6 separate regions of the Mus musculus genome follow, and regions 1, 3, 4, 5 and 6 are each linked to region 2. Evidence: chromatin loops called from intact Hi-C (ENCODE). Cell type or tissue: gastrocnemius. All regions are shown on one strand.

Region 1 (5,000 bases), 220 kb after region 2:
AGGGTTTCTCTGTGTAGCCCTGGCTGTCCTGGAACTCACTTTGTAGACCAGGCTGGCCTCGAACTCAGAAATCCACCTGCCTCTGCCTCCCGAGTGCTAGGATTAAAGATGTGCGCTATCATCTTTGGCTATTTATTATTTTTACTTTATGTGTTTGTGTTGCCTGCATATATGTCCATGCACCAGGTGCATGCAGTGCCCCGGGAGCCCACAAGAGGGAGTCAGGATGCCTTGGAACTAGAGTTACGGATGGTTGGGAGCCACCATGTGGTTGCTCCAAACCTTGGTTTTCTGCAAGAGCAGTAAGAGCCCTTAACCACTGAGTCATCTCTCCAGTCCACCTGATCTCTTTGAGACAGGGCTGAAAATTGCTTAGCTCATTTCTGTGAGCCCAGGCTATCATCTGTCTCTCTCTACCCCTCAGGCCAAGGGTTCAAAGCTTCAGAACCAGGCCTGGTTTTTATCTGAGTGTAAGGGATCCAAGCTCAGGTGCTGTTTGCTCTGCAGATGTCTTACCTCAGACACACATATCCCATTTTTTAAAAGATTTGTCTTATTTTTCAAGGGTGTGTGTAAATATGAATTCAGGTACCTTTGGAGGCCAGAAGAGGACATTCCCTAGAGCTGTTACAGGAAATCGGGACACCCGGATCCAAATTCTGGTCTTGTATAAGAGCAGCAAGTGTTTCTGAGATCTCACTAATCATGATCATCTCGTGAGACGGCAGACGATAAGAGATGAGTGCTGCGATCTCAACGTCTCTCCAGCCACCTCTGTTGCCTTTTAGAAAATGGTGGGTGGGTTTGTTTGCTTCTGAATCTTGGGTAATTGTTCTCTGCAGTTCCTCAAAGCTCTTTTTTCCAAAGCTGGAAGAACTGAGTCTTGTGAATGAATGGGCAGAGATTAACAAAAGCAAAATTTACACAGAGGAGGTTGGATAAAACAGCCAGATAAAAGATTAAAACAGGAATGATGACTTAAAGTTCACTTCATCTGTACTACAGGTTATTCCCACCTATAATTCAGGTTATACCAACTTTAAGGTCTTACCACATGGCATGCCTCTGAGTCCACTCTTGAAATAGTCTATGTACTTAACTGTTTGCCTTACAGATCCCTGCAGTCTCTAAGGGGTCATCTGGGTTTGGATCACAAAGCAGTGAACTGGAAGATTAAAGAACTTCAGAAATGGGCTGGAGAGATGGCTCAGCGGTTAAGCACACTTGCTGCTCTTCCAGAAGCCAAGTTCAGGTGTCAGCACCACACTGGGCAGCTGATAACTGCCTGTGATCCAGCTCCACAGGATCTGTAGGCACACACACACACACACACATACACACATTTAAAAATTAGTTAAAACAGAAAACACCAACTCAACCATCTGTAACGAGATCTGACTCCCTCTTCTGGAGTGTCTGAGGACAGCTACAGTGTGCTTACATGTAATAATAAATAAATCTTTAAAAAAATAACAAAACAAAAAAAGGGGGGGGGGCTGGAGAGATGGCTCAGTGGTTAAGAGCACCGACTGCTCTTCCGAAGGTCCGAAGTTCAAATCCCAGCAACCACATGGTGGCTCACAACCATCTGTAATGAGATCTGATGCCCTCTTCTGGTGTGTCTGAAGACAGCTACAGTGTACTTAGATATAATAATAAATAAATCTTTAAAAAAAAAAAAGAATTCCTTTAAAAAAAAAAAAGAAAACACCAACTCACTGACTTTACAGTGTCGAGCCAAATGCCTCCATAACTATGATTACCCAAATGATACTTCTGTTTTTGTTTCTGTTTATTTATTTGTTTGTTTGATTGGTGACAGGATTTCCCCATGAAGCCCTGGTTATCCTGGAACTCAGGACCTTGAACTCATAGAGATCCTCCTGCCTCTGTCTCCCAAGTGCTAGGACTAAAGGTGTGTACCATCATTACCTAGCCTGATGGAGTTTTGTTATAAATGCAACTTCAGGTAATTAGAAGGGGTAGTCTATAGGGAAATGAATTATCAAAAAGAATATAACACTTTGATATGGACTATCACCATGTCCCATTAATTGTAGCTTGTCAAGAAAACAGATCAACAGGACCTGAAGGGCACCGGGCCAGAGGAGTGCTGGGCAGAAACCCCCTGCCCCAGAGCAGCTCAGGCTTCGGTTCCTCATTAATCCGTTTCAGAGGCATAGTCCGTGCTTCTCACCGGCCTTCGCCATGTCTCAGCGTGTGCTCTGGTTCCGAGGAGGCCTGACTCTTGAGGACCTAGTGGCTGGGTCAAAAATGTACTAATTTTCCACAAAAATTTGGAGTACTTGATGGATGAAACACAAGGCCTCACACATGCGAGACCAGTGAGCTACTGAGTTATGGATGTAATCTACCTAAACACAGAGCACCTTTTTAATTGTATTTGAATAAATCAACACACATTTCTATATTGTATGCTATGTAATGTTGGTTTTTGTTTTTGTTTCTTTGTTTTGTCTGGTCTTGGCCTCCACCTTCTGAGAGTAGGGATTACAGGCTTGCTTGCACCACCACAGTTAGCATTGATGTATATTTTTTTGAAATGTATTTTATATTATTTTAAAGTTATGTGTATATGCCTGTATGAGGAAATGTGCGCATGATTGCAGGTGCCTTCAGAGACCAGAGACCTGGAATCTCCCAGGAACTGGAGTTAAAGACAGTTCTGCGCCACCTAGTGGGGATCCTGGTAACTAAACTCAGTTTCTTTACAAGAGCAAGACCATACATGCATGAGTTGCTTTCTTCTCTCCATCCCTAGATACTTATTTAAAAAGATACTCTTTTTTGTTGTTGTTGTTGTTTGTTTTGTTTTGTTTTTCGAGACAGGGTTTCTCTGTATAGCCCTGGCTGTCCTGGAACTCACTTTGTAGACCAGGCTGGCCTCGAACTCAGAAATCCGCCTCCCTCTGCCTCCCAAGTGCTGGGATTAAAGGCATGCACCACCATGCCCGGCATTTAAAAAGATTCTCAATGCAAAGCTTTTCAAAACAGGGCCAGGAGAGATGCTCAGCTGCCAAAACAGCTTGCAGCTCTTTGGAAGACACAGGTCTTTTCCTAGCACACATCCCAGGGCTCACAACCCATTGCAACTCCAGCTAAAGGGGATCTGCTGCCCTCTTCTGGCCCCTCTGTGGGCACCTGCACACACATGGCATGCAGACACAAATATATACATTAATAAAAATAAATCTTAAAAACTCCTTCAAAGTTGGTGTTGTAGCTCAGTGGTACAGTGCTTGCCCAGTACACTCTAGATCTTCAGCCCCCCTGACAATGGACAGATAAATTGTTTTATGCCTAGGAACATAAGAATCAAATCAAGCCAGGTATGGTGGCGCATGCCTTTAATCCCAGCACTTGGGAGGCAGAGGCAGGTGAATTTCTGAGTTTGAGGCCAGCCTGGTCTACAGAGTGAGTTCCAGCACAGCCAGGGCTACACAGAGAAACCCTGCCTCGAACAAAAAACAAAAATCCACAAACAAACAAAAAGAATCAAATCGAATCTAGAGAGGAGGAAGTCAGAGACCTGCCACATTGTGGGGGCAGGAAAAGGTGACCACAGACCTGCCCTTCCTCCAAAGGCTTAGGCAGGCCATAGACACAGGGAGCCTTGCCTACCACCACACAGTGCAGCGAGGGAGGACGAAGATGAACAGACCTTCGGACTGCCTTGTCACCCACAGATCTGCCCTCCTGTGCACAGCACAGGCCGGCTGCAGATACATGTTTGCCACCACACTGTAGCAGTACAGACAGGATGTCACCCAGTGCTCCCCACCCTCCACGCCCCATCCCAGCTGTGTGGCCAGCCTGCAGCAGAAGCCACCACAATGTGCAAGTATGTAGTGGACAGTTGTTAGAGAAAGGGAAGGGAAGCAACTTGAGTGTTAAGAGGAGAATGGAGCTGGAGTTTGGACAGTAGTCTGTGAGTGGCCAGCCCAGCCACCTGGGCCATGGTGAGGTCCCAGCCCTAGCTACTGCTGAGGATCATGGCTGGGTCCATAGCAACCCAGTGTAAGGGTACCACTAGAAAACATGGGAGGTCTTTGGTTTGGGCAGCCTCGTGGGGACCATGAAAATATCCTAGAATATGCAGAAACAGATATTTACTATAGCATTAATTAGAATAGTAAAAAAAATCAATTAAAAATTTAAATGCCTGGGGCTGGAAAGATGTCTCAGTAGTTAAGAGCACTGGCTGCTCTTCCAAAGGACCTGCTTCAATTCCCAGCAACTACCATCTGTAATGGAATCCAATTCCCTCTTCTGCTGTGTGTGAGAACAGAGCACTCACATACATAAATAAATAATTTTTTTAAGAAAAACAAAAAAAAAAACTACTTTCCTTTATTTCCAACAGTGTAAAAAGTGTCCTGAGACCAAAATATTGAGAACCATTCTGTTCCAGAATGTTCTTTTTCTTCTCCTGTGGGCCAACTTCAGTAGGGAATTAGATATTTCTACTGTGTTCAAGACCCTCTCACAGACGGCTGGACCCACCGCTTACTAGTTATCACCCCTTCAGCACTTCTGTTTTACCTGTCTGCTGTTTTCAAATCTAGGGATTCTTTTAGGTACAGATATGATTGACGCACCAGCGTTAAGCAGAGACAGTTCTTCCAAGTGCATCTTTTTTTTTTTTCCTTTTTTAAAAATTCCTGAATAGAACAGCAATGGCTTGTGCTGTAAGATCAAGAATCGATAAATGGGACCTCATGAAATTGCAAAGCTTCTGCAAGGCAAAAGACACCGTCAATAAGACAAAAAGACCACCAACAGATTGGGAAAGGATCTTTACCTATCCCAAATCGGACAGGGGACTAATATCCAATATATATAAAGAACTCAAGAAGGTAGACTCCATAAAATCAAATAACCCCATTAAAAAATGGGGCTCAGAACTGAACAAAGATTTCTCACCCGAGGAATACCGAATGGCAGAGAAGCACCTGAAAAAATGTTCAACATCCTTAATC
Region 2 (5,000 bases):
AACAATGAGCTTCAATGTTCTCTGGTTAACGAGCTATTAGCTCATCTTGAAGACATCGGGATCCCTTAGAGATCATTTGCAAATGTAATTCATTACGTTCCCTTAAACACTTTGAACTGCATTATAAATTTAGCACATTGCCTCTCCTTTATAAGTACTTTAGTTGTCAAACAAAGCAAACCACAACCTTAGCAAGCAAAATCCTGCAAGCATTCAGCTGTAAATCTAGGAAACAAAACTTATCTCTGCAGTGAGGCACCAGTTTCCCCTAACGCCCAAGGAGGGGCACAAAAATGAGTCAAGTTTTCTTTCTTTCCCCCTTAAAATTACAGGTCTAAACTTTACCCATTTAAACTGGAAGATATCAGCGCTGGGGAGATGGCTCGGTCAGTAAAGCGCTTGCTTCAGAAGCATGGAGACCTGAGTTCCATCTCCTAGAATCCACTTGTTAAAAAAAGATTGATTTATTTTATGTATATGAGTGCACACACTGTCGCTGTATTCAGACACACCAGAAGAGGGCATTAGACCCCATTGCAGATGGTTGCAAGCCATCATGTGATTGCTGGGAATTGAACTCAGTACCTCTGGAAGAACTGTTAGTGCTCTTAACCACTGAGCCATCTCTCCAGCCTCAGAAACCACATTAAAAAAAAAAAAAAAAAAAAAAAAAAAAAAAAAAAAAAGCTTGATAATGCATTGACTCTAATAGTCCCAGAAATGGAGAGACAGGTGGCTCTCTGGGGGTCACTTGCCAGCCAGTCGGGCCTACTTGGTGAGTGCCAGGCCAGTGTGAAAGTCCTCTGGCCTCTGTACCTGCACGTACGCGCGCGCGCACGCACGCACGCACACACACACATTAATTAATTAGAAGCATCAGCAATCTTTCTATCTTTAGTATGTTAACAATATTTAACACAGAGATCATTTCTAAACATAATGTGGAAGTTTCAGTTGTTCATAATGGGCACAGTCATACTTCCCTAGGTAGAAGAGGGCTCTTGAAGACAACATGAACTGCCTCCAGCAGGCCAAGAGGCCACCTTCTGGGAACTGGTGATCTTGGACATGCAGTACCTTTTGGTCAGAGAGTCAAAAATCCAGGATTATTGACCTGGCAGCCACAGTGACCATAAGGCTCTCTATGTAATTATAATTACAGGACAAAAAGGATCAACTCTGTGACCACCTCCTGGGCAAGTGACCCTTACTCATTTGGGAAGGTCACACTATTACCATCCTGACATGAATGTGAATATTCTAAAGGAACACTTGAGTCTCTCCCTCCAGTGTCAAGACCATTGAGGCAGTAGTCCACCGGGAGTGGAATTTCCTCAGGTGTCTCCTGCTGGCAGAAGGAAAGGCTGGATCCTTGGGACCAATCCCAAGGGAGATTTCACACTGCTGACACTTGTCTAGCCACTTGGGGCTGGTAGGATGGCCCAGTGATAAGGCACTTGACACACAAACCTGATGACCTGAGTTCAATGTCCAGAACCCAGGAAAAGGTAGAGGGGATAACCAGCTCCAGAGACCACCTTACAGAGGAGACTGGGGCGGTGATGATGAGGGACCATAATTTGACCAAGACCACACCTCTGTACATAACTCACACCCTTCAGGACCCTGAAGATAAAACTGGGAAGGGTGTGGGTACCACTGCCTCTCTTTGTTCCTCTTCCCAGTATGGCTACACTGAATGCATATCTTGTCTCTGCTTCTCCCTGTTACATGTCTGATTAATGAGTCTGTTAAAGGCAGGTGGCCAAGCCTGGCTTTTGAGGAGATGTCTGGCCCACGCTTTGAATCTAACAACAGAATGTCGCTCTCCTTATCCAGACTCATGTGTCTTCAAAAGGAGGCAAGCAGTGGATCCTTGTCAGAGCAGTGTGTACTGGCTTCAGCTTCAGGGCAGAGATCGCTCGGTCCAGGAACCAACACTGACCCACAACATACGCTATAACCCAGCCAAGGGTGGCAACTTTCTTGGAGATGGCCACATGGCTGTGGCCCTCACATAGTCCTTCCCCTGGGCACCCTGACTTTCTTGATTTTATTTCCCAGAACCTTGAGGGGATTGGGAAAGGAGGAGGCTCCAGAGCAGTTTTGAGGGACACATTCAGTAGCCACAGGCAACAGGTGGGGGTGGGGTGGAGCAGCAAGAGCAGGAGTGGGCACGGGCCAAGGCCCGGGCTGTCAGTCACCACAGGAAACAGCCTCCTGAGCTTACAGTGGGCCCTGTGAAGACTGAAACAGGCCTCCTCTCCTCTCCTCATTCCCTGTACCACAGCCTGGGCAAAGAGACCATACATTCCCATCTTCCAAAGCTAGTAAGAAAGGCCTTTCTGCCAGCCCAGTACAGTGGAGTCCATTTGGATTCTATTTTAATTTCTTTCTTTCTTTCTTTCTTTCTTTCTTTCTTTCTTTCTTTCTTTCTTTCTTTCTTTCTTTCTTTCTTTCTTTCTTTCTTTTTTGAGCCAGGGTCTGGCTAAGAATCTCTGGCTAGCCTGGAACTTGGCTATATATACCAGACTGATAATTTCAGACTCACAGAGATATACCTGCCTCTGCCTCCAAAGTGCTGGGATTAAAGGTGTGCACCACGGTACCTAGTGATTTTAATGAAATCACTATTTCTAGAAGTTGTGAGTCCTGCTATATTCTCACAAGCTGATTCACACACACACACACACACACACACACACACGAGTCTCATGTATCCCACCCTAAGAAGCAAGCCAAGGATGACCTGAGTACTCTAATCCTCCAGCCTCTGCTTTCTGAGTATACTGGGGTTACTGGTGCACATGTTCACACCCCACTCATGCACTGCTGGGATGGAATCCAGGGGCTCTCCATAGGCAGGCAATCTATTAACTGAGTCACACCTCCAGCCACTCACAAGATGACTCTATGTGGAGTTATGAGGAGCATTCCTGTCGGTATCCCTCCAGGGTTCAGGCGAGCTGGAGGGTCCCCACTGGTGAAGGCTGAGCAGGTGGGAAAGCCCACCATAAGATCACCTCCACCTGTACTGTGTGACAGTACTTCCCATTCTGGCCAGCAGAGGGCGGTGCCGCACCATGAAGACGTTCCCTCTCTGAGGCCACCAATTTCAAGGATTGTTAATGGAATAAGGTGTGCTGTCTGGCAGCTCTCCCCTGCTTCCAGTAGAACAATCAGATTCTTGGGTCACCAATGTGTGAACACCAGGTTCTAAGCACCTCCGGACTCCACCATAACAGGTTCACAGCACTGGGACCTTCTGGGAGCCTGGGAAGTCTTGTGGGTCTGAAGCCACTATGTGTTCACAAGGCATCACCAAATCTGTTAGGCATCAGGGGTGTCCTAGAGGGCACTCTAGGCTCAGAACAGCCTTTTTCTGGATATGGGTTGTTCTCCAGAATGTCAAAGCTACAGAATGGTTAGGGCAGAAGTGGGGGCCACCAAGCTACAAATTCTGTAGGTGCCAAATCAGGGCACACCAGCCTCCCCAACACTGATTCCTCCCTTTTCAGTGCTTAGAAAGAACTCTGGGTCAGCCATTCCCTCAAGCTCAGCCACACGGCCTTAGGTGGTACCCCAACTGTGGCTCCCACAGAAAAATCCTGTGGCTCCCCAGGGGTATTTAGGACTCAAACACCCCATGCATGCCTTTCAGTCCTGAGGAATTCAATTATATGGGAAAACTTAGGTACAAAGAGTGGAAGCGATTTGCCCAAGACCTCAACGAACCACAATGCCAGAAGTTACAGCCAATAACTGGATTCCAACAGGCCTCTTGGCTGTGAGTTTCTGGGGTTCGAATCACCGGGGAAAGCAGAGGCAACTCCTGCCGTCTAGAAGTCTGGGAGAGCCGCTGTGTGGTCACAGGCTGGGTATAGATCATGAGTGTAGTGCTGCCCTGGGCAGGAGCCCCTCTAATTCCAGCATGAGTGACTTACCAAAAAGACACTGAGATGCCCTGGGAGGTGTCAGCCCTTGCCTGTGACTAAACACAGCCTCTTGGCAGGTCCTCACTGTGGGGGACAATTAAGAGGGGAGAGAAAGAAAGGAGGGGCTATCAGAAGAGCCATCCACATCACTGACTGGACCGATTCCTGGGGCACAGGGTGAGTGATGCCCCCTGTGTCTCCCTGTCACTGTGCAAGCTGGCTTGGGTCCCTCTTCTGTTCTCCGGACTGGCATCCAGAGGGAGTATTGTGACCAGCCACCCAGACTTTCCATCAGAGGAAACCCATTTCTGTACATGACAGACACTGCTTTGTGTAAGAGACTGGGCCAGGGATGCAGGGATCCAGATGAGAAGCTAGAATGATGAGGATATAACCTCATCCTGGACCAGAGGGGTCAAGGTCAACAGGATGGGAGGGGAGGCCCAGGGAGGTGAGAGCCTTGGAGAGATGGGAGGAAGAGGAAGAAGAGGAGAAGGAGGAAGAGGAAGAAGAAGAAGAAGAGCAGGAGGAAGAGAAGGAGGAGGAGGAAGAGGGGAGGAGGAAGAGGAGGAGGAGGAAGAGGAGGAGGAGGAAGAGGAAGAGGAAGAAGAAGAGCAGGAGGAGGAAGAGGAGGAGGAGGAGGAGGAAGAAGAAGAGCAGGAGGAAGAGGAGGAGGAGGAAGAGGGGAGGAGGAGGAGGAGGTGGAGGAGGAAGAGGAGGAAGAGGAGGAGGAGGAGGAGGAGGAGGAGCCTCTTTGGAGAGGGTGGTGGGACAGGTACTTCCCAGCAGACCCAGCTGTGGACATTTCAGGGCACTTGACAGAGATGAAGCAGGCTCGGGTGTGGGAGCTATGTGCCAGATCAGCAGCTCTGACCACCGCCCCCTCTTCTTTAGTCTCATGGTGCCGCACATCTGGACTGTGAAGAAAGACTGCACGGGTACAATTGCTCAGTTGATGCCCCCCCCCCAGTTGGATGGTGTTGGGTGAGTCTTGGGGGTCCTGTTTTTCTATATTGCTGTTAACAGATTCTCTTGCTAGGCTGCTGTGAGGATTGATTAACTGAT
Region 3 (5,000 bases), 76 kb after region 2:
GTAGTGAGTTCCAGGTTGGCCAAGACTGCAGAGTGAGACTCTTGTCTCACCCTCCCACACCACCGAGCCCCACAAAAAAGTGGGGGTTAGGGGTAAAGGGTGGACTGGAGAGCTGGCTCAGCAGTTAAGAGTGTGTAACTCTTCCCCCAAGAGAACCTGAGTCTGACTTCAGAATTCATGTTAGACTCCTCACACAGCCTATAAGTTCAGCTCCAGTGTGTCTGACCAATACCTCTGCTCTCTGCAGGTATCTACATTTCATGTGCATATACCTACATACACACCCGAACACAAACACAATTAAAAATAAAATAAAAATATTTATTAAGAGGTAGGGGGATGAAAAAGGGGGGAAAGAGGATGGAAAAGAGGAAGAAAAGGAAAAAACTAAAAGGTTTGTAAAGTGCTCTGCTTGAGGTGTGGCTGTAGCACGTGAGCCCAGGGCCAGCCCCGCCTCTCTCCCTTGCGCTTGGTTGCCTCAGGATGAACTTTGAGGGTAGACGCCTAACATCACCCTCTTGGACTAGCATGCCCAAAGAGAAGTGGCTGGTGCTAAAATTAACTATTGGCATAGCAGAGGTGACCCACACATGTGACACTGGCAACCGTCTGGTTCTGGGGCACACCTGTTAATGATGCCCGAGAAGTGGGCAGTCCCAAAGGTTGCTGGGCTACAGTGAGCAGGCGGAGACATGGCAGCATCTCCAGTGATGCCTCCATCCCCACACTCTGTCCCCTTCTGGGCCAGTCCTGGGCATGCCCAGAGCTTCACAGACCACACGGGGTTTCAGCCAAGACCGAGGAGGGCAGGTGTGGAGGAGTTGCCTCATCTAGCCAAGGCTGTTCCAGACTTCATGTGGGGAGATAGAATAGGGAATTGAGAGGAGACCAGGAATCCAGCTAGGGCAGTCCTGGCTGGGGAAAGTGTCAGAGCCTCAGTCCCTGGGCTGGGGAAAGGACCCAGGCAGGGGCACACTTCTGATATCCTTGCTGGAGAAGGACTGGATCGGCTCTGCAGCAAAGAATGCAAGCAAGGCTGACCTGGACACTGGATGTGTAATCCTCACCACTGCCTTGTCTTGCATCTCCTGCTGGATGCCTGCCGCAGCTGTCCCAGATTTGTGTGTGTGTGTGTGTGTGTGTGTGTGTGTGTGTGTGTGTGTAAAGCTTGTGTGTATGTATGTCGTTGACGTTGAGTTGTCTTTCACAATCACTTCCTACCTTTTATACTGAGTCAGGGTCTCACCTGACCCCAGAACTTGCCGGTTCAGCTAGCCAGGTTACCCCAGGAATCCTCTGTGTCCATCTCCTGAGCCTTGCAGTTACAGGAAGGCCACCATGCCCAGCAGTATTTAAACATGTGTTGAGAATTCAAAGTTCAGTCTTTAAGCTTGCCTGGAAATCCCTTTACCTATCCCTGTGTTCCTGGCCCTTGTTTGTTGTTTTGTTCCATTTTAGACAGGGTCTCGTGTAGCTTATGTACCCTCCTTATCTATCGACATAGCTGAGGATAGCCTTGAACTCTTCTGTTGATCCTCTTGCATGCTGGGATTGCAAGTGAGCATCACCATGCCTAGTTTATGGGGTGCTAAAGAACAAACCCAGGGCTTCAGCCACGCAGGCAGGCAACACTCTACCACTAAGTCATATCCCCAGCCCCATCTCTAGATGCTTCACCCACTCGTGCTACCTGCTGCTCTTCAACCTGGGGCTCCTTACCCAACAGCTTTTAGCATGGGCCTCTTTCTCTGCCATGGCCCATTTTAAAGAGAACACCCATTGAAGCTCAACTTTGGTACTCAGATCAAGTATAACAAGGACATCCACAAATAGACACGGGACCTGGGGGCACTTCGGAGCCAGCCTGTAGCTCATAATCCCACTCTTCTTTCCCCAACGTTGTGCGGTCATGAAATCTCAACAGTCTGTCGTTGGACTTTCTAACACTGTACCTTGGCTGTTGGTTTAGGTATCTGTCTCCCCCAAGGGCGAGCCATAGGTCTTCTTTTTATTTCACTGATCTCTGTGGCTCCAGGCCCCAGTCAGCATCTAACATACCATCTCAGGGAAGCTTGCGGGTCTGGCCCACGCCAAACCTGTTTGAAGCAGACGGAAAAAGTACCCTGTGAGCGAGATTATGAAATGACAGAGATGACGCGAGGGGCTTTCGAAACCTGGGAAGGCATCCACCCACGTGAATTACAGCCCCTTGCTATTCTTGGACATCAGAGAGGCTCAGGCTTTGACCCAACGCAGCCAACCAGAGCCCGCAGTCAGCTGGAGACAGAGCAGCCCTGCAACGCAGACCTCTGCTGCCGCCTAGTGGCTGCTGGTCTCCTAGTAGCTGAGCTGAGGCTGCAGCAAGCCTCCGGGTTCCAATAGGGGACTAGGGAAAGCAGAGAAGGCCATTCAGGGCCTTCCTTTTTTTTTTTTTTTTTTTTTTTTTTGGCAGTGTGACTCAGGATGATATTCAGTGACCTCCTTCATCTTCCTAAGCATCCGTTTTCTCATCGGCAAAATAAAGATGGCTACTACTCCTATGGTTGCTGTGTAGATTAAAGGAGACTATGCATGGAAGCTGTTTAATAAATCCTAAATATTCAGATGCTAGCTATTGCTAGGCAGTTGTAGGCTAGGCTGGCCTCAAACTCACTGTGAAGCCAGGGATGCCCTTGACCTTTTGACCCTTAACGCCTCCATCTCCGGAGTGCTGGGATTATGGCCATGCACCATTGCGCCCTGTTTACTACGCAGTGCTGGGGATCAAACCCAGGACCTCATTTATGTTAGACAAACAACCAACTAAGCTGCTTCCCCAGCCCCCATTGCTACAATGAAAACAAAGACATCCTCAGAGATGCCCATGTTTCATCCCCCTCTGTCATTAGGGTGCCTCTGCCCGCACGAAATCTCACTCTTTCCCTGCAGTACTAGAACTTCAACCCAAACCCGTGCATGCCAGACACTTACACCACCACTGCACTGCATCCCCAGCCCCAGTGCCTGATGTCTGCAGAGCCGAGATGGGGTATCCTGTCTCTGTTCTGTACGTAGGACCTGGAGGCTGCTCAGTGGTGCTGGGTGAAGGGGTGAAAAGTATTATGGGTAAGTGCGACATGCTTCTAGAGGCTTTCCTGTGTAGGGCACAAGTGAGCTGGCTTCCTGGGTAAAAGCACTCGCCATCAAACCTGACGACCTGTGTTGGACCCCCTGGCACCCACTTGGAAGAAGGAAGAGAACTGGCTCCTGTGGGTCGTCCTCTGAGCTCTACTCATGTGCACACTCAACCTCTCAACATAATAAAGAAATAAATGCGAATTTAAAAAATTAAGATTTCTCTGTACACTCTAAAACTTCTATATTAAACATAATCACTGAGAGGGAGGGGCTAGCTCCTCTTACAGGCATAATCACTTTTATAATCACATAAAAACGTATAATGGGGAGCAGTGGGACTAGGGGGGAAGCTGGTGCAGAATTGCATCCTTCCCCAGTGCACAGCCACCATCTCTTGGTGGCAGTGACGGTAAGTCACAAGCATTCCCTTCCCACATGACTCCCCAGTTCACCCCTGCCTCTCCATGTTGACAGTGAATCACTCCAGGGTATAATTAGGAGCGCCATAGTTCCCTGAAAATCTACATAAGCAACATCTGATGGCAGGTGTGTACCTAGCTCAGAGACAGAGTGGAACACACACACAATGCCCAGGACCTCCCCATACCAGTTCTTGGTGGGCCAGGTGCCAGGACTTTGGTCCTTGGGTGGTCTGAAAACCCAAACCTTGGCTGACTTGGGATGGCATAGTGTTAGGAGGAAGAAGTTGGCTCACATCACTCGTCGCTGCCCTCACTACCTGGAGGAGAGTGGGGTCCATTCAGGGCAGGCCCCACTTCTGTAGTGTGTCCCTTCTTTTTCTCAAGTTTTCTTTATTAAACATTTTTGCTTGTGATTATAAAAGTATACATTTGCTATAGAAATTTTAGAATGTACAGAAAGTCTAGAGAGGGCCAAACCCATTCATAATATAACCATTCACCTGGTAGGTGCCCGTGAGCAGCTCCCGGCCCTTAGCATGAAGAGCACATCTCAGCCTCCCCAGAGAGCATGCTCAGACAAGACACCCAGCACCCTGAGACAAGCACCAAGGGTTGTTTGATGGGTTTCTTTCCTGTTTTCTCTAAACATACATCTAGTTTGTTTTGTTTGAAGGTGAATATGATATGTGTGTGTACATGTCTGTCTGTGTATGCCTGTACATGTGTGCCCGCATGTGTGTGTGTGTGTGTGTGTGTGTGTGTGTGTGTGTGTGTGTGTGTGTAGGCCGTAGGTTGATGTTAGATGTCTCCCTCAATCATTCTCCACATTTTTTTTTCTTGAGACAGAGTCTCTCACAGAATCTGGAGTTCAATTGTGAAAGATCAGCTGGCTTCCAAGCTCCAGGAATCCTCCTGTCTCTGCCTTCCCAGTTTTGGAATTACAGTTATGTGCCATTATGCCTGGCTCTAAATGCACATATTTAATATATTAATATAAAGTGTATTTAATTAACATATTTAAGCATATAATTTAATACATATTTAACCATGTGTGTGTATACTAGGAATCAAACTTAGATCCTCACACCTAGAAGGCAAGCAGTTTGCCAATAGAGTCTCTTTAGCCCTTTTTTGTTTGTTTTTGTTTGTTTTGTTTTTGATACAGGGTCTCTAGTTGAGTTCCTATCCTACCTCCACCCCTCCCCCACGTGCTGAGTTACAGGCATGCATCACCATGCCTGGCTTTATACCTAGTTATTTTAAGCACTGAGGTCACACTGTGTCTCTTTAGGCTACCTACCAAAACCATTCTATTGCATGTAACATCGGTTGTCCTTTGAGTTTCACTCTCTCGGCATTTCTAAATATTGCTGTGATTCAAATCCTTGTATTTATTGATTCTTATTATTTTGTCAGTTAGTGCATTAGCCAGCGTTCCCCAGAGAGGCTGAGAACACAGTT
Region 4 (5,000 bases), 220 kb after region 2:
TGATGGAATGAACTTTGGGGGTGGGGTACATCTGAAGACCAAACTCATGGCCTCATGCATGTGAGGCAAGTAAGTACCTAACCACTGAGCTCCACGGCCCAGAACCATCACTGTGCACGGTCCTGCAAGAGTCAATTCAAACTTCACAAGCTGCACAGACTCTCTCTGAGCCACGGGTTCTTATTTTTTGTTTTCTGTATAGGGATGTTCTGCCTGCTGGGCCACAGTTTGATAGTAATTGCAAGACCCATCTCTTATACATCTGTAGCTTCCAAAGTGACATGGCCTGCCTTGCCTGTTAGGATAACCTAGCAGTGGACATGTCCTCAACAGCAGGAGCACTATTGGCCTAGTGATTCCAGCTGCTAAACACATCTGGCCCCAGTGACCCCTGCTTTTATGTCTACATCTGCCGGCAGTGGAGCTCAGTGTGCCTCAGAACTCCTACAGACTTCAAGGACAGCAGCTACAATAACATTGAGATATTTGCCCTTTTAGCCATGTTGATATTTGCACTAAAGCTGGCAACTTAGTGGGAGGGAAGAGGGAGGTGAGAAGCCAAACCTCCACCTTGAGACTGGCCTCCATCTTAAAGAGAAAAAAGAAAAAAGCTGCACCCACGTACTAGGAAAGACCCCACAGCTTGTCCTTGGCCAGATCTACTACTACCTAGCTACTTCCTAGCAACAGTTAATCAAAGATTAGTCTTGGGGCTGGAGAGATGGCTCAGCAGTTAAGAGCACTGGCTGCTTTTTCAGAGGTCCTGAGTTCAATTCCCAGCAACCACATGGTGGCTCACAACCATCTGTAATAGGATCAGATGCCCTCTGCTGAGTGTCTGAAGACAGCTACAGTGTACTCACATACATAAAATAAATAAATAAATCTTAAAAAGATAATAATTATGAGTGTTTAAAAAAATCAAAGATCCGGGGGTCCATCCTATAATCAGCCACCAAACGCTGACACTATTGCATATGCCAGCAAGATTTTGCTGAAAGGACCCTGATATAGCTGTCTCTTGTGAGGCTATGGCAGTGCCTGGCAAATACAGAAGTGGATACTCACAGTCAGCTATTGGATGGAACACAGGGCCCCCAATGGAGAAGCTAGAGAAAGCACCCAAGGTGCTGAAGGGGTCTGCAACCCTATAGGTGGAACAATAGGAACTAATCAGTACCCCCAGAGCTCATGTCTGCATATGAATCAGAAAATGGCCTAGTCAGCCATCATTGGGAAGAGAGGCCCCTTGGTCTTGCAAACTTTATATGCCCCAGTACAGGGGAACACCAGGGCCAAGAAGTGTGAGTGAGTGGGTAGGGGAGCAGGGCAGGGGGAGGGTATAGGGGACTTTTGGGATAGCATTTGAAATGTAAATGAAGAAAATATCTAATAAAAAAGTAAAACAAAAATCAAAGATCAGTCTGATTGTTTCAGATGTACTTTCAAACCATTTGTGATTGTGTACAATCTTGCGTCAGAACACCCACTCGTAGGTTTACAATAGCCATTCAGTTAGATGCTTGCCAGTCTGGGCCCCCTGCTTCCATTTTCTATAACACCTCATCCCGATGAGAGTTCCGGCTGCTTCACAAAATGGTCCTGGGCATAGGCGACGAGAAAGCCCAAACTCAATTTTGTAATAAAGAGACCCTAACGTGATCACATGGGAAACGGCTCCTGGGTGGTCTTTTGGGATTCACAAACACTTCCTGGCACAACATTTGGCACAACAGAGGCAGCAAATTGTAACAGTATCCAATCGTATTCCTCACGGCCACATATTGTCAATAGTTAGCCATTTACTTGTTTGTTCATTCATCGATTTTATGTTTTATGGAGACTGTCACATGTAGTCTAGGCTGGCCTCAAACTTTCTACTCAGCTAAGAGTGGCCTTGAACTCTTCCTCCTCCTGCTTCCACCTCCCAAGTATCAGGATTACAGGGATGTATGCACCAACATGCCTGGCTTGATAAAAACTTTTTATTTTACTTATTTTACCTTTATTTATTAAAAATTTTAAACAATGTATTTTAGTGTTAGAACTGATGGCACTTAAATCCCAGTACTTTGGAAGTACATGCAGGTGGATTGCCGCGAATTCAAGGCCAGCTCTGTCTATGCAGCGCATTCTAAGAAATTTAGACCTACCTAGAGAGATTTTATGTTGTGTGATTGTGTGATGCCGCTGGAGGCCAGAAGGGGGCACCAGATCCCTTAGAACTGAAGATGCCGGTGTTTGTGAGCCAAACTCTGAACCTCTGGTAGAGCAATAAATGCTAGTAATTACCTAATCGTATTTACCCTCAGAGGCCAGACCCATTGGATCACCCTGGAGCCAGAATAGCAATGTTTGCGAACCACTCAATGTAGGTGCTGGGACTCAAACTTGGGGCCTCTGAAAGAGAAGCAAGTGCTCTTAACTGATGAGAAATAGCTCCATACTCTCTATTGATTTTTCTTGAAAAAATAATTTATTCATATTTAATTTTTAAATGTGTATGAATGTTTTGCCTGAGTGTATCTCTTTCTTCCTTCCTTCCTTCCTTCCTTCCTTCCTTCCTTCCTTCCTTTCTTTCTTTTTCTTTCTTTTTTTTTTGTTTTTGTTTTTGTTTTTTTTTTGTTTTTTTGTTTTTCGTGAGACAGGGTTTCTCTGTATAGCCCTGGCTGTCCTGGAACTCACTTTGTAGACCAGGCTGGCCTCAAACTCAGAAATCCACCTGCCTCTGCCTCCCGAGTGCTGGGATTAAAGGCACCACCACGCCCAGCCTGAATGTATTTCTGTGCACCATGTGTGAGCCTGGATCCCACAGGGGCCAGAAATGGGTCTTGGATATCCTAGAACTAGAGTTTTAGATGGTTGTGAGCTTCCAAGAAGGTGCTAGGAATTAAACCCTTTGGAAAAATTATCATTGCTCTTAACTGCTGAACTATCTCTCCAGTCCCCTTTATTTTTAATTGGTGGGGAGAGATGGGAGGGTATGTGCACGTGACTGCAGGTGCACAGGGAGACCAGAAGCATCAGAGTTGGAGTTATAGGCTATAAAAGTATTTTTGATTTTCCTGATACGATTGTCTTCAAGGCTTACTGCCTTTGTATATAAACCTAAGCCTAGACATGGAACCTTCTAGCCTCTGTATAATCTTATCTAAGTCTAGAACGTTTTCAGCCTCTGAGATTTGCCTCTGAATAAATGCACCCCTTTCTAGCCCTGGCTGGCTGGTTCAACTTAGCTGTTCTGGCTCAAATCCTGATTCGATCTGGCTTCTCTGTTGGTCTCTGACTGAATAGCTCGGCCTGACCTCATACTAACTTTAGTAATATGTTCTAATCTTCTGGCTTCTCATTCTCTGGCTCGAGTTCTGTTTTCACCTGTGTCTAGCTTGTTCTCTCTGCAGCCTGTCTCTGTAAAACTCTCTGAGTAAAACTGTCTCCTCTCTCTGCACTGTTCTCTCAAGTAGCTTCCCCCTCCTCTCTCATCTCGTAAGCGTTGGGCGTACCCTACTCTGTCAAATCTTTCTCTGGTTCATCACTTTTTTTTTTTTTCAAGACAGGGTTTCTCTGTGTAGCCCTGGCTGTCCTGGAACTCACTTTGTAGATCAGGCTGGCCTTGAACTCAGAACTCCCAAGTGCTGGGATTAAAGGCATGTGCCACCAAGCCCGGCATGGTTCATCACTTTTTCTGCCACTTAATTAGACAACACTTTTAAACCTGGCTGCTTCCTTTTACAAACTAACTTTGCCTTCGTCGTTTGGGGTTAAAGATGTGTATTAAGGGTGTGTCTGCATTCCAGCCAGAGCGATTAAAGTTGTATGATAAGTGCTGAGCCATACCACAACTAGAAACGCATTTATTTTTCAGTAAATAACACAATTTTGGGGTTCCCAATGTGATCCTGCAACAATAGGCAGTTGTGAACTGCCCAACTTGGGTGGAAGGAATTGAACTCAGGACCTATGAAAGAGCAGTATGTGTTCTCAACCACTAAGCCATCTTTCTATGCCTTTATTTATTTTAGAAACAGGGAATTATGGATCTCGGGCTGTTTCATTAAGTAATTAGGATGATGGTGAACATTTTCCTGCATCCACCTCCTAGGATTACAAATGTGTGCCACCAGACCTTATTTTCTGTAGTGCTGAGGACAGAACCCAGGGTTTCATGCATGTGAAGCAAACTTGCTATCAGCTGAGCTACATCCCCGGCTCACCAGATTACAATGTAGGTGTGTGATTGTGCCTGTTCACATGTGTGGGGGTGTGCACATGCCATGGTGTACATGTGGAGGTCAAAGGACAGTCTTGGATATTGGTCCTTGTCATCCATTTTATTTGACAGGATCTCCTTCTGTTCACGGTTGCTCAGGCAGATTAGCTGAGCCTGCAAGCTTCCAGGAGTTCTCTGGTTTGCATTTCTCATATCTTCTTAGAGCCATTGGGATTAGAGATGCATACAGATGCTTCTAGGTTTTACATGTGTTTAAGGAATCCAAACTCAAGCCCTCAGGTGTCCCACTGAGCTTCAGTTTGTGACTTTGGGAGGCTTGTTTGGGGGTCTCTCACTAAGTAGCCTTGGTTGCCTGGAGCATGCTACATAGACCAGACTGCCCTCAAATTTATAGAGATCTGCCTGCTTCTGCTTCCTAAGTGCTGGGATTAAAGGCCAGCTCTCACCTTGCAATTTTTAGATGTACCATTTGAATTTTCTTGGTCTTGAACTTTTGAGACGGAGTTTCATGATGCAGCCCTGGCTATCCTGAAACTGCATAAGTAGGCCTGGCTTTCGTAGAACCTGCAACAGCCAACCCTGCCTCTATCTCGTGTGTGCAAGGATTATCATATGCAACCCATTGCCATTTTTGTTTGTTTGTTTGTTTTGGTTTTTTTTTTTTTTTATTTTTTGAGACAGGGTTTCTCTGTATAGCCCTGGCTGTCCTGGAACTCACTTTGTAGACCAGGTTGGCCTGGAACTCAGAAATCCGCCTACCTCTGCCTCC
Region 5 (5,000 bases), 52 kb after region 2:
GTTATTGTAAATTACGTGTGAAATTGACGAGTAGGAACTTTCCCCCGGGCGCGTGGGGGGCGCAGGGCGCACGGGGGACTCTTGTGGCGCCGCTGGGGGTGCGAGAGGCGCGGATTGTGTGGGACGCGCGGGAGGGGCGCACAGCAAGATGCGGGGACGCAGAGCCTGCTCGCGGAAGGAGTGCGCCTCGGGATCCCCGGGTGCCAAGCTCTGAGATGCGGGAGGCGGCGGTGGCGTGGGTAGTCCCGGTCCCACTGTGCCCAGAGCGAAACCGCGTTTGCGCGCGTCAGAGACCTCAGGCGCTCTGATGCCCCGGAATTCCCTGGCTGTGTCTGTGCCTCCACCTGGAGGAACCGCCGGCGCCACTGAGGCTGGTACTGGGGTCGCGATCGGGAACGGTTGTGTCCTGTCCCGAAGCCCGTTGGTGGCGGCGGTGGTGCTGACTGTGGCGCCGAGCTCGGGAGCTTCCAAGTCCAATCGGAAAGTTTTATAGCCATTCGCGCGCCGCACCGGCTCCTTGCCTTTCCGCTTGAGCTTCTTGAGGCCGTTCAGTTCTTTAACGCACACAGTCTTCCACGGCCCGTCCTCGAGGACCGGGATGTGCTTCATGGCGAGGACGGCGTGAGGCTGGGGCGTGGGACTGCCCGGGACGCGCGCCCGCAGCGATCACTCTGCACGCCGCGCGCCTGGCTGTGCCGGGTGGCCGCCGCGCTGAGCGCCGCCTTGTCGCCGCGCTCTCTCCTCCTACCCTCCCTCCCCGGGTCCCTCCCTCGCACCCCCACTCCCGGGGCAGCTGCGCCTCCGGCTCCGTGAAGCCTTGGAGGCTGCCGGTTCCCCGGGAGAGCTCAGAGTGTCATCTGAAGTCGCTGCCGCCCTGCCAGCATTTCTGCAGAACGCCCGCTGCGCTCCATCTGTGTTTGTTTAGCCTCAGTTTACACAGAAGCCCAGTTCGCAAGATCACTCAGCGCCGCCCGCCCGGAGAGGAGGCAGCTCCCGCCGCCGCCGCTGCCGCCTCCCGAGCCCAGGCCGCCCGAGCAGCGAGCGCCTTTAAAGAAACAGGAAGCATTTTTCAAAACAGCTGGGCTGAGGGCCGCCTCCTTTGTCCGCGTGCTCTCGGCCTCCCCCCACCCCTCATGCCTTGTGCCGGAACCTGCCTCCTCCTGCTCGCCCTCTCTGCCCCCTACCCAAGTTGGGGGCGCGCCTTCTCTCTCCAAAAACAGTCCGCACTGTCCACTACAGTCCCGAGCACGTGGCTGCTAATCGCTGTGGCCCTTCATTGCCCAGCCTTGTTGGCCTGGGGTGGGGGTGGGGGTGACGCAGCGCCGACCTTTCCCATCCAGAACCTTCCCTTCTACCTCCCACCCGAACTGTCCAACAGAGGGAGAAATCCCAGAGCTTCTGGGAGGGAAAGATAAGTGGGAGAGAAGAACCCCAGAGTGGCTGGTCATTGTCATCCAACTGCAAGAAGGCCTTCTCCCTTCTTGCCCCTATTTGCTGGGGCAGAGGCCTTAGGAACAGAACACCGGACATTGGGAAACTGAGAGATGCAAATGTCTGGTTTAGCAGATGTAACGTCGGTGAAGATCTTAAGTCATCTTACCCGAAGCGCCCTGCTAAACCCAGATTTACTCATCTATGAAATGAGGAATCTGGAGAACACCCATGCTTGTCACAGCCTGGCTGTGAAAGCCGCCACACAGGAGGTGCCAGGTCATCAGTAGCTGCGCTAATGTTATCAGCCAGGGCAGGACAGCTCCTCAAGCAGACAGAATTCTTAGGTCCAGAGCTCAAGGTTGCCATTTACTGAGCGACCTTGGCATTCGTCGTGCTGTCCCTCGGCACCTCTGGCTCCTTATGCCCAGGATAGGGGTCACAACCACACCTTCCTCCTGGGAATGATAACAATTGATTGAGCACAGAGCCTGATGCCAATTGGCCCCAGAGGTAGAGTTCACTCTCCAGACCCCCAGGCCCCTATTCCACTGGAAATCCTACTAGAAAGAAGAGGCTGACGGGGAGGCCCTCTCGGGACCCTCTGCACACACCTTCCCCTGTGCTGCCACGTAGAGTTGCTCTCTTCACCGAGCCTTCCTCCAATGGTCTCCTTTGAGGCAAGTGTCATTAAAAGGATGAAAGGAGATCGTATATGGCATTTGAATGGTGACCCTTGACACACTGGTGTAGTGAAACTATAACTCGGGGCTTAGCTAGAGTTGGGCAGAGTCACAAGCTGTGTTGCCCGTGGCAGTTAGTGTGTTAGATGCCTCCACGTGAGTGGATGCCATTCCTAACAACGGGCTCCACGAAAGCTGAACCCCAGCCCTTTTCTAATGTCTTCCAAAAGAAGGGAAAGACCACTGTAATTTGTCGGAATGGAAGGAAAGAGAGCAGTGATAGGGATGACATCTGTGTTGGGTAGACACACCCACCACCCCCACGTCTCCCTTTGGGCAACTTGAGGATCTGAACTTGGCAGTCACAGGATGGAAGGGTGTTCTGAGGAACAGAAGAGAAATGTAAGTAGCCTAATTGATGGGAAGAATGCCTGTGACTGCCATTCTCAGCTTACCAGGCCACAGATTTCAGGCCGAGGCCAGCTGAATGCAAACCAGGTCTCTCCTGGTACTCCCCGTTCTCCGATTCCCGTTAGCTTCCTTGAGAAGCTGGACAGAAACCAGCTGGGCAGCGCCCCCTGGTGGTATAAAGCTTAGGAGACTCAACCCCACTGACCTCTGTCAAGGAACTGATCTGGTTTGGGGATGCATGAGTGGCCCTATAAAGACAGCATTAAGAATTTCACAAAGCCATGGAGGTGCTGGGATAAACAGGCTCTCAGTTCTCATAGCAGCTCCATCTTTGCTTTGTATGAAATGGCACAGATACACTCCAAGAAAATCCACTCATTTAGTAAAACCTCCCCAACTGAGACAACTTTTTCAGGTTACGCTGGAAGAGCATAGCAGTGCCGCTGGAAGGTTCCATACCCTTTGAATGGCTGTACCATGGCTCAGGAGTGAAGCTGGGAAAGGAAGGGAAGGCCAATGCTTAGAACTTAGTCTACAGGAAAGACATGCTGGGCAGCCAGGGGCGGAGAATTACCACTACATAGGGAGTGACCACATACATTTTTTATCTTTCATCTTTATGACAATTCAGGGAGGCAAATCCACTCTGCCCACAAGAGAACCAAAACTTCTGGTGGAAGAAAATAGCCAGCAGAAGGGAGTGAGAGAAAAGCTGTTTGAATCCATACCGAGTCGGAAGCCTGAGTCTGAACTATCCTGCTCCCTCTAACTCTTGAGAGCCCAGCAGCTCGTTAGCACACAAAGATGAGGGACTGGACCGTCAGTGAGACTGGGTTGGTTCATTGGTTTGTCTGTTTGTTTTGACTGCTGGCTGTCTCTGCTCTTCTAACCTGAGACGCTAAAGCCACAGGTCTCCCTCAGCCCAGCCTGGTGTCTGCCGGGTTCCTTCCAGATCAGAATCAAATGACAGGACTCCTTGGGCAGCCAGGAGTCTCAGGCCGAAAGGGCCTGAATCATGGTGGCTGTGCACTACTGTTTTCTCTCTGCTGCCGAGCAGAGCCTGCCCCATGGGTCCTGGGTCCGCAAGGACAACCCGTGAGGACTGGTCAGGACTAGGTCAGCTCTTCAGGATGGAGCTGTGAGTTCTGTCTTCTTGGCCAGATGAGGAGGGGCCTTAAATACTTGCTGCATGAAGCTCTACATTCTGAAACATGGAGTCTATTTCTGGCCGTTCAGATTGTCCCAAAGTGCCTGTGCCCCATTACAGAAACTGGGGAAGAGTAAGAATTAGGCAGGTGCAAACAGAATTCAGTGAGAGCATCACCCTTTGCCATCGTGCTCACAGCAGCCCTGCATAGGGCCAGCTGGGTGGGAAAGAGAGAGCAGGAAACCTGGGCCCATGAGAGCCCCTCTCTGCCGGCTAGCCAGGGATGAGGGACTGGCGCTATAGCCCCCAGGACACTGGATCTAGGGATGAGATGTCTTTCTTCCTTCCTGCACCCTGGTGGCTAACCCAGCTATGGAAAACTGAGAGTCTTGGGGATAGGACGGAGTGAATAGGGCTCAGCAGGAAAGGAAGCCTCTCTGAGAGCCTGTGGTTTATCTTTGCTCTGAGTGTGTTTTGCCCTTAGTGGAACAGTGTCCTAGATACAGAAAAGGGCTATGTCAGTCTGTGGGATGGGGTGAGGTGGAGTGGGTGGGGTGGGGTGGAGGGTTTACTCCTGACTCTGAAGTTCAGAGAAGAACAAAAGTCAAAGAGAAACAGAAGGAGTATGCGCAGTTCTGTAGAAGAGTGCCTGTTTACCAGGCACAAGGCTCTGGGTAGGATACTTTGTGTCCTCTCTGCGCAAACCTTCCCAGTAACTTCACTTAGCTCCCATGTGTTACAGGCTTCCGTAGAGTCCTTCTCTCTGTGTATTCCTAGAGAGACAAAACAGCAAGTCTGAGCTGCTCTGTGATTCTTTTGGCTAATAGAGCCTTGGAAATGGAGGCGTGCTCTACAGGGGCTGGCTGCATCAGCTTCCTGCCAGTTGGAACCCTTAGTCGCCAAGGTAGAGGCCCCTGTGATTCTGCTGGGGGAGACGGGGGTGGGGGTGGGGCACCACACTCACTACCTCTAAGATCTTCCCTGGTAAGAGAAACTGAGCAGGAGACAATGGTTCAGATCAGTAGCCATTCATACCTCGGAAGGGACAGGTGCCTTGATGGCACTGGGTAAATTTGATGAGGTTCTTGCTGTTGGGAGCCCACATTGGATGGTAGCTCCCATCCATTCCCCTAAGCATCTGTAGTGCTGGGAGGTTGCTCTCAAGGCTGGGGATGCATCACTGAATAGAGGAAAAACAAAAAAACAAAACAAAACAAACAAACAAAAACTGACCTTAACAAACTACCATTCTAGTACAGAGAGTGTCCCGGAGGAAGGCTAGGTCTAACCCTGTGCAAAATGACAGGTGCTTCAGGCAGAGTTGAGGA
Region 6 (5,000 bases), 130 kb after region 2:
CTCTGTCTGGCTCCACCCACAGCACCTAAGCACCAGGGCAAGCTTTCTGCTCAGCCTGCTCTGAGACAGCAGTGGCTGAGATGTAAATCCCTGGTCTGTAGACTTGAACTTTACAATAGATATTTTGTAAGTGTACAGATTATTGTCTCAAAAGTCCTTGATTTCATTACAACACTCAGGTAAGTGAAGGAAAGAGGGTAAATGAGCCAAAGACAGGCAGATCTCCAGGAGTTCAAGGCCTGCCTAGTCTACAGAGTGAGTTTCAGGCCAGCCAGGGCTATGGAGAAAGACCGTGAGTTACTTTCAGATGAAAACAGTATTATTTGGAGCCAAAACTCACTCACTGAGAAATGCAATTTTATCTATGTCCCATGATGAATGACTAAATTTTAAACTGCCATCACAAGCCATTTTAAAAACCATTTTAATTATTTGTATGGACTTTTTTTCTGTATGTCTGTGCACCACGTGTCTGTTGCCTACAAAGGCCAGAAAAGGTCATCAGAGCCTTTAGCCTGGAGTTATAGATGGTTGTGAGCTACCAAGTAGGTGATAGGATTTGAACCTAGGTCCTCTGGAAAAACAGCTATTAACTGCTTAGCCATTAAGCTGCTTTAAACCACTGAGCCATCTCTCCAGCCTGAACACAAAGTCTCATTATATTTATTATTTTATTATATACTATTCAAAGCCATTTATGGGGCTGGTGAGATGGCTCAGTGGGTAAGAGCACCCGACTGCTCTTCTGAAGGTCCAGAGTTCAAATCCCAGCAACCACATGGTGGCTCACAACCATCCGTAACAAGATCTGCCTCCCTCTTCTGGTGTGTCTGAAGACAGCTACAATGTACTTACATATAATAATAAATAAATCTTTAAAAAAAAAAAAAAAAAAAAAAGCCATTTATGTACATCTATGTAAAAACACACGGCACATTGACTGGGTAGGAGGATGAACACGGATCTTACCCAAGTTGCTCTGTAATCTGTATTGCTCCTTTCTACTTTTCCAGGACCAGGTATGTATAAATGCAGAGCACTTGCCTAACACAAGTCCCTGGGTTCAAGTCCCCAGCACCAAAGGCCCCAAACAGCCCAGTAACACAGCATTTTTGGTTTTTGAAACTGGGTGTACTCATGGTCCCCTTGCCTCTGCCTCCCAAATGCCAAGATTACACACATGTGCCATGACATCCAGCTTTGTGTGTGTACTCCAATGTGTTTACTATGTGTATGTGCATGTCTGTGTGCACTTGTGTGGGTAGTGAGCATGGTTATGGGTATTTGTGCATGTGGAAGCCAGAGGAGACCCTCAGCCCTCACTCCTCATGCACTGTTCACATTGCCTTTGAGACAGCGGCCCTCACTAGCCCAGCAAGCCCTGGGGAGCTGCCTGTTTTCCTGTCGCTTTATTACAAGCAGGCATTCCATGCTGGCTTTTCTCTTTCGTTTGTTCGTGAGTTTGGGGGACTGGATTCTGTAAGATGGGCACTTTACCAGCTGAGCTATCTCATCAGCTCCCAGCTTTTACTTTTAATCCTTTTTCCCAGTGCTTAGGACAGAGCACATGGTCTGGTACTGACAGGCAAGTGCTGTCCACTGAGCTGCACTACCAGCCCCAACCTTCCCAAGTCCATACTTGCAGGCCTTTGCCATCACTGCTAATCACATGTTTTAAAATGTTCTCAATTACTTTTATTTAGTGTGGGAGGGGGGACCTGAGTGTGCCACAGTGCACATGCGGTGCTCAGAGAATCTGCACAAGTCCGCCCTCTCTTTCTACCATGTGGAACCAGAGACTGAACTCCAGTCATCAGGTTTTGTGGCATGTGCCTTCTTTACCTGCTGAGCAGTCCCTGGCCAGATGAACCCAACCAAAGGGGGAATGGTGGCCTGTAATCCCAGCACTCTTACACAGTTAGAGACAGGAGGATGCGAAGCTAGAGGCCAGATAGGGACATAGCAATACCCTGTCTCTAAAATTTAAAAAAGAGAAAAGAAAAAAAAAAAAAAAAAGAAAGAAAGAAACAAAGAAACAAACCAATTCCAAGAGAGCTGCTGTAATGAGCTGCCTGCTGCCCACTGGTGTGCCAGCTTGCCCACATCTCAGGCCCAAGGCCTCCAACCCTTCAGTGACTGAGCTTGACAGAAGCCATTTCTGCCAGTCAGCCCCTGCCTCGGGCTTCCCATCAGCCTGGCAGAGACCTGCTCAAGCTACAATGATTCCACTTCTCTGCCTGGGGGTGCGGGGGGGGGGGGGGGGGAACCTCAGTCCCAAATCACCCACTGTCAGCCTTCTAGGTAGGCACGAAAACCTATCATTTTAGCCAGATATTTTGTGACTTAGAGACAAATACACCCCTAACGACATACCACCCACAAGCTGACAGGAAGAGACAAGGATAGTGCCCACCCACAAGCTGACAGACTACAGACAGGAGTATATAATATAAAGTTAAGAAGGAAAACAAAACCCTTAACAAGCCTCAATGGGGTATATGAAACAACAGCCTGGTTTAAAAACAGGAGGATATTTAATCCATCGCACACGTCCCACAGGAGATGAAGGGAGCTACAGGAAAGCCACTACCTATGACAGAAGGCTGCTGCTGACTTCACGTTTACTCCTAGGGTCTCCAGACCTGACGTTTCTACCGAACTGTCTGTTCTTTGATACTTGCAGCAATTCAAATAAGGCATCCATCTGTAAGAGTTCTGCCTGCTGATGCTGAAAGGGAAGAGTGTCGACCACAACGTGCTGCCGGAGACAGCGCAGAACATCAGGGCAGACAGGCTCCTTCATGGTGATGCAGCCAGAATCCATAAAAACTGGACTGGGGCAGGAATCTTTCAGTCAGTCTGTGTTCAGCGACAGCTTCAGTATTTTTATTTACCATCTTCAGCCACAGCCCTTGGGAATAAAAACCCAACAAGGCGTTCAAGCCCCCTGCTGGTTGGTTTCATCATTGTCCCGCCTCTTCCAAATCTGTCAGAAATAGAAAGTGATCTCTTCAGTGAGTTAGCCCTCAAGTAACTATTCTGTGCAGCAAACAGACAGCACGACACCGATACACACGCCAGTCTCAAAAACAATCCGCACCATCCACAACAGCGCCTTTCGTTCCATTTTCATTTCCCACTCACCCGTGACTTTTCTTCCATCCTTTTTCAGATTTATTTATTATTCAATGTGTATGCGTGTTCACCTGCATGTATGTATGTGCCCACCATGGGCATGCCTGGTAATGCACACAGGTCAGAAGACAGCTTTGGATCTCCTAGAACTAGAGCCACAGATCTCTGCTAACTCACAAGTCACACACACACTTCTTTGCTTCCTTGCTGACTGATAGGCTTCCATACTTTTCCTTTCTGAAAGTCTGACTGGCTTCTGGAGCCACACAATCTGATCCCCTTACACTCAAAGCACCGGGCCCTGCAAGCAAGGCTACAGCAGCTCCACTTCCTGCGTTGGCCCACACCCACCTGAATGTACGCCTCAGACAGTGTGATCATCTGGGGCAGAATGTCTGTCACCTGGAGGTCTTGTAATTCATACCACTTGCCAGTCCCCTGCACAAAGCACAAAGAGCTGGGTTAATGGCTCTCCAAAATCAGAGGTTAAAAATGGTCACAGCCAAGAGACAGACACATCAGAATGGCCACTAAACATCAGCAAGAGCCATGAGGATGGTTCATAACCTTGGCTAGACCTGATTCAACAAACAGTTCAGGCAACCTCAATTCCTGTGGAGGAGCCTTTGAAGTACAACGAAGTCCCAAACATTCTGCTTTCCTTTCTGTCCTTTCTCTGTGTTTGTATATAAGGGTGCCCTCACATAACCAGTCTAGCATCAGATTTTCTCTTTAGCCAAGGAGGGACGGCCTTGAACTTCTGATTCTCTGCTTCTACCTCTGGAGTACAGGCACATTAGAGTGTATGTCACCACACCCAGTTTATGTGGTGTCTGGAATCAAGCTTAAGGTGTTGTGCACACTGGATACCCCATCACTTGAGCTAAATCCCCAAACCCATTTCTACCCTTCTGGAAATGAATTTAGGTGGCCACTCAAGAGGAAAAAGAGAAAGCCCTCTAATCTCTAATGTCTTTTTTTCTGTCAAAAAAAATGGTAAATCAGACAAACTCAGTTAAGTTGAAGACTTAACTGAAGCCAGTAGCATAGGACGGCCTAGGCTTCCTCATGTGTGAGAGCTATGCTTTAAGGACAGTAAACCACTAGTCCTAGAGACATTAACCAGGTTAAAACAACCTACACTAAATCCTGTGTTTGTACAAATATCCTGTGTATGCTTTCGTTTTCAGCTTAGGCACACTCTTAAAAAAACTTTTTTAGTTCAGCCAGGCATGGTAGTAATGCCTGTGATCCTCGGACCTAGAAAGCTGAGGGCGGAGCTGCCTCAAGTTCTCAGCCAGCCTGGGCTACAGAGTCAAACGATGCCATAAAAAGACAAAGCTTCAAAATGTAAATTTCAAACACATCAAAGGGTCTTGTTAAATAATGAAGTGTTCCACGGGGTTGGGACTCTGCCATTGTAAGGAGCCCTAAGATGGTACCACTCTGGCTGGTGGGGCTCTGACTCAGAACACAAGTTCTCAACCCTGGCTGGGTATGAGAATCCCCAGGAGAACCTCAGAGCACCTAACACTTCATTATACATCCACATAATCTAAGGCAGTTTCCTAATTAACTAGGATCAATAGCTTGGATTTAAGGAAGGGTGTAACAGCACTGTAGACCCTGTGGCTACATCCCTGGCCTCTACTCCAGTTGAAAACCAATGTCTACTGTGGCCGTGCTGGGGCAGGGCCAGCACTTAGGACCTCAGAAAGCTTCAGGGAGCATCTAACAGTAAGACAGAACTAAAGCCATTGCCTCTAGTATATAGAGGTCTCTGAAGCAAGGCCCCAACACCGGCAAACAAACTCAAAGTCAGCACAGGAACAGCACCTATTCTGCAGCTCTGGGCCACAGCACTC

Evidence for each region. A loop is a pair of places that touch in the nucleus more often than their neighbours do. Peaks named below come from ENCODE experiments on the same cell type or tissue, not always from the same donor. Only the 100,000 strongest peaks of a DNase experiment are listed, where the experiment ranks them.
Region 1: it touches region 2 in a loop (22-fold over the local background); 8 of 42 quality-filtered maps call a loop at or near these places.
Region 3: a loop joins it to region 2, with 12 times the contacts of the local background. A loop is called at or near these places in 23 of 42 quality-filtered maps.
Region 4: a loop joins it to region 2, with 2.5 times the contacts of the local background. A loop is called at or near these places in 8 of 42 quality-filtered maps.
Region 5: a loop joins it to region 2, with 10 times the contacts of the local background. A loop is called at or near these places in 36 of 42 quality-filtered maps.
Region 6: a loop joins it to region 2, with 2.9 times the contacts of the local background. A loop is called at or near these places in 10 of 42 quality-filtered maps.

The regions. Positions count from the first base shown.
Region 1 is chr6:72,407,080-72,412,079 of GRCm38, forward strand. No RefSeq gene overlaps it. Among named protein-coding and RNA genes, the nearest start is that of Ggcx, 4.7 kb to the right of the region's middle. In gastrocnemius, CTCF peaks have their summits at 220 (motif pointing right) and 2,690 (motif pointing left); DNase peaks (open chromatin) are centred at 224 and 2,693.
Region 2 is chr6:72,183,010-72,188,009 of GRCm38, forward strand. No RefSeq gene overlaps it. Among named protein-coding and RNA genes, the nearest start is that of Gm38832, 24 kb to the left of the region's middle. In gastrocnemius, no CTCF peak of the experiment used is centred here; a DNase peak (open chromatin) is centred at 3,068.
Region 3 is chr6:72,259,105-72,264,104 of GRCm38, forward strand. No RefSeq gene overlaps it. Among named protein-coding and RNA genes, the nearest start is that of Gm30782, 6.7 kb to the left of the region's middle. In gastrocnemius, a CTCF peak has its summit at 2,317 (motif pointing left); DNase peaks (open chromatin) are centred at 694, 2,305 and 3,747; H3K4me3 peaks cover 716 bases; H3K27ac peaks cover 2,826 bases.
Region 4 is chr6:72,399,818-72,404,817 of GRCm38, forward strand. No RefSeq gene overlaps it. Among named protein-coding and RNA genes, the nearest start is that of Vamp8, 12 kb to the left of the region's middle. In gastrocnemius, a CTCF peak has its summit at 2,198 (motif pointing right); a DNase peak (open chromatin) is centred at 2,205.
Region 5 is chr6:72,234,556-72,239,555 of GRCm38, forward strand. It overlaps Atoh8 (atonal bHLH transcription factor 8), which reads right to left and starts at 1,022. Exons shown (of 3, transcript NM_153778.3): 1 at 1-1,022. The coding sequence starts at 609. In gastrocnemius, a CTCF peak has its summit at 2,701 (motif pointing left); DNase peaks (open chromatin) are centred at 63, 347, 844, 1,633 and 1 more place; H3K4me3 peaks cover 2,615 bases; H3K27ac peaks cover 4,137 bases.
Region 6 is chr6:72,316,254-72,321,253 of GRCm38, forward strand. Usp39 (ubiquitin specific peptidase 39) reads right to left here. Exons shown (of 13, transcript NM_138592.4): 12 at 3,487-3,573; 13 at 2,423-2,986. The coding sequence ends at 2,939. Among named protein-coding and RNA genes, the nearest start is that of Sftpb, 14 kb to the left of the region's middle. In gastrocnemius, a CTCF peak has its summit at 2,948 (motif pointing left); a DNase peak (open chromatin) is centred at 2,940; H3K27ac peaks cover 1,292 bases.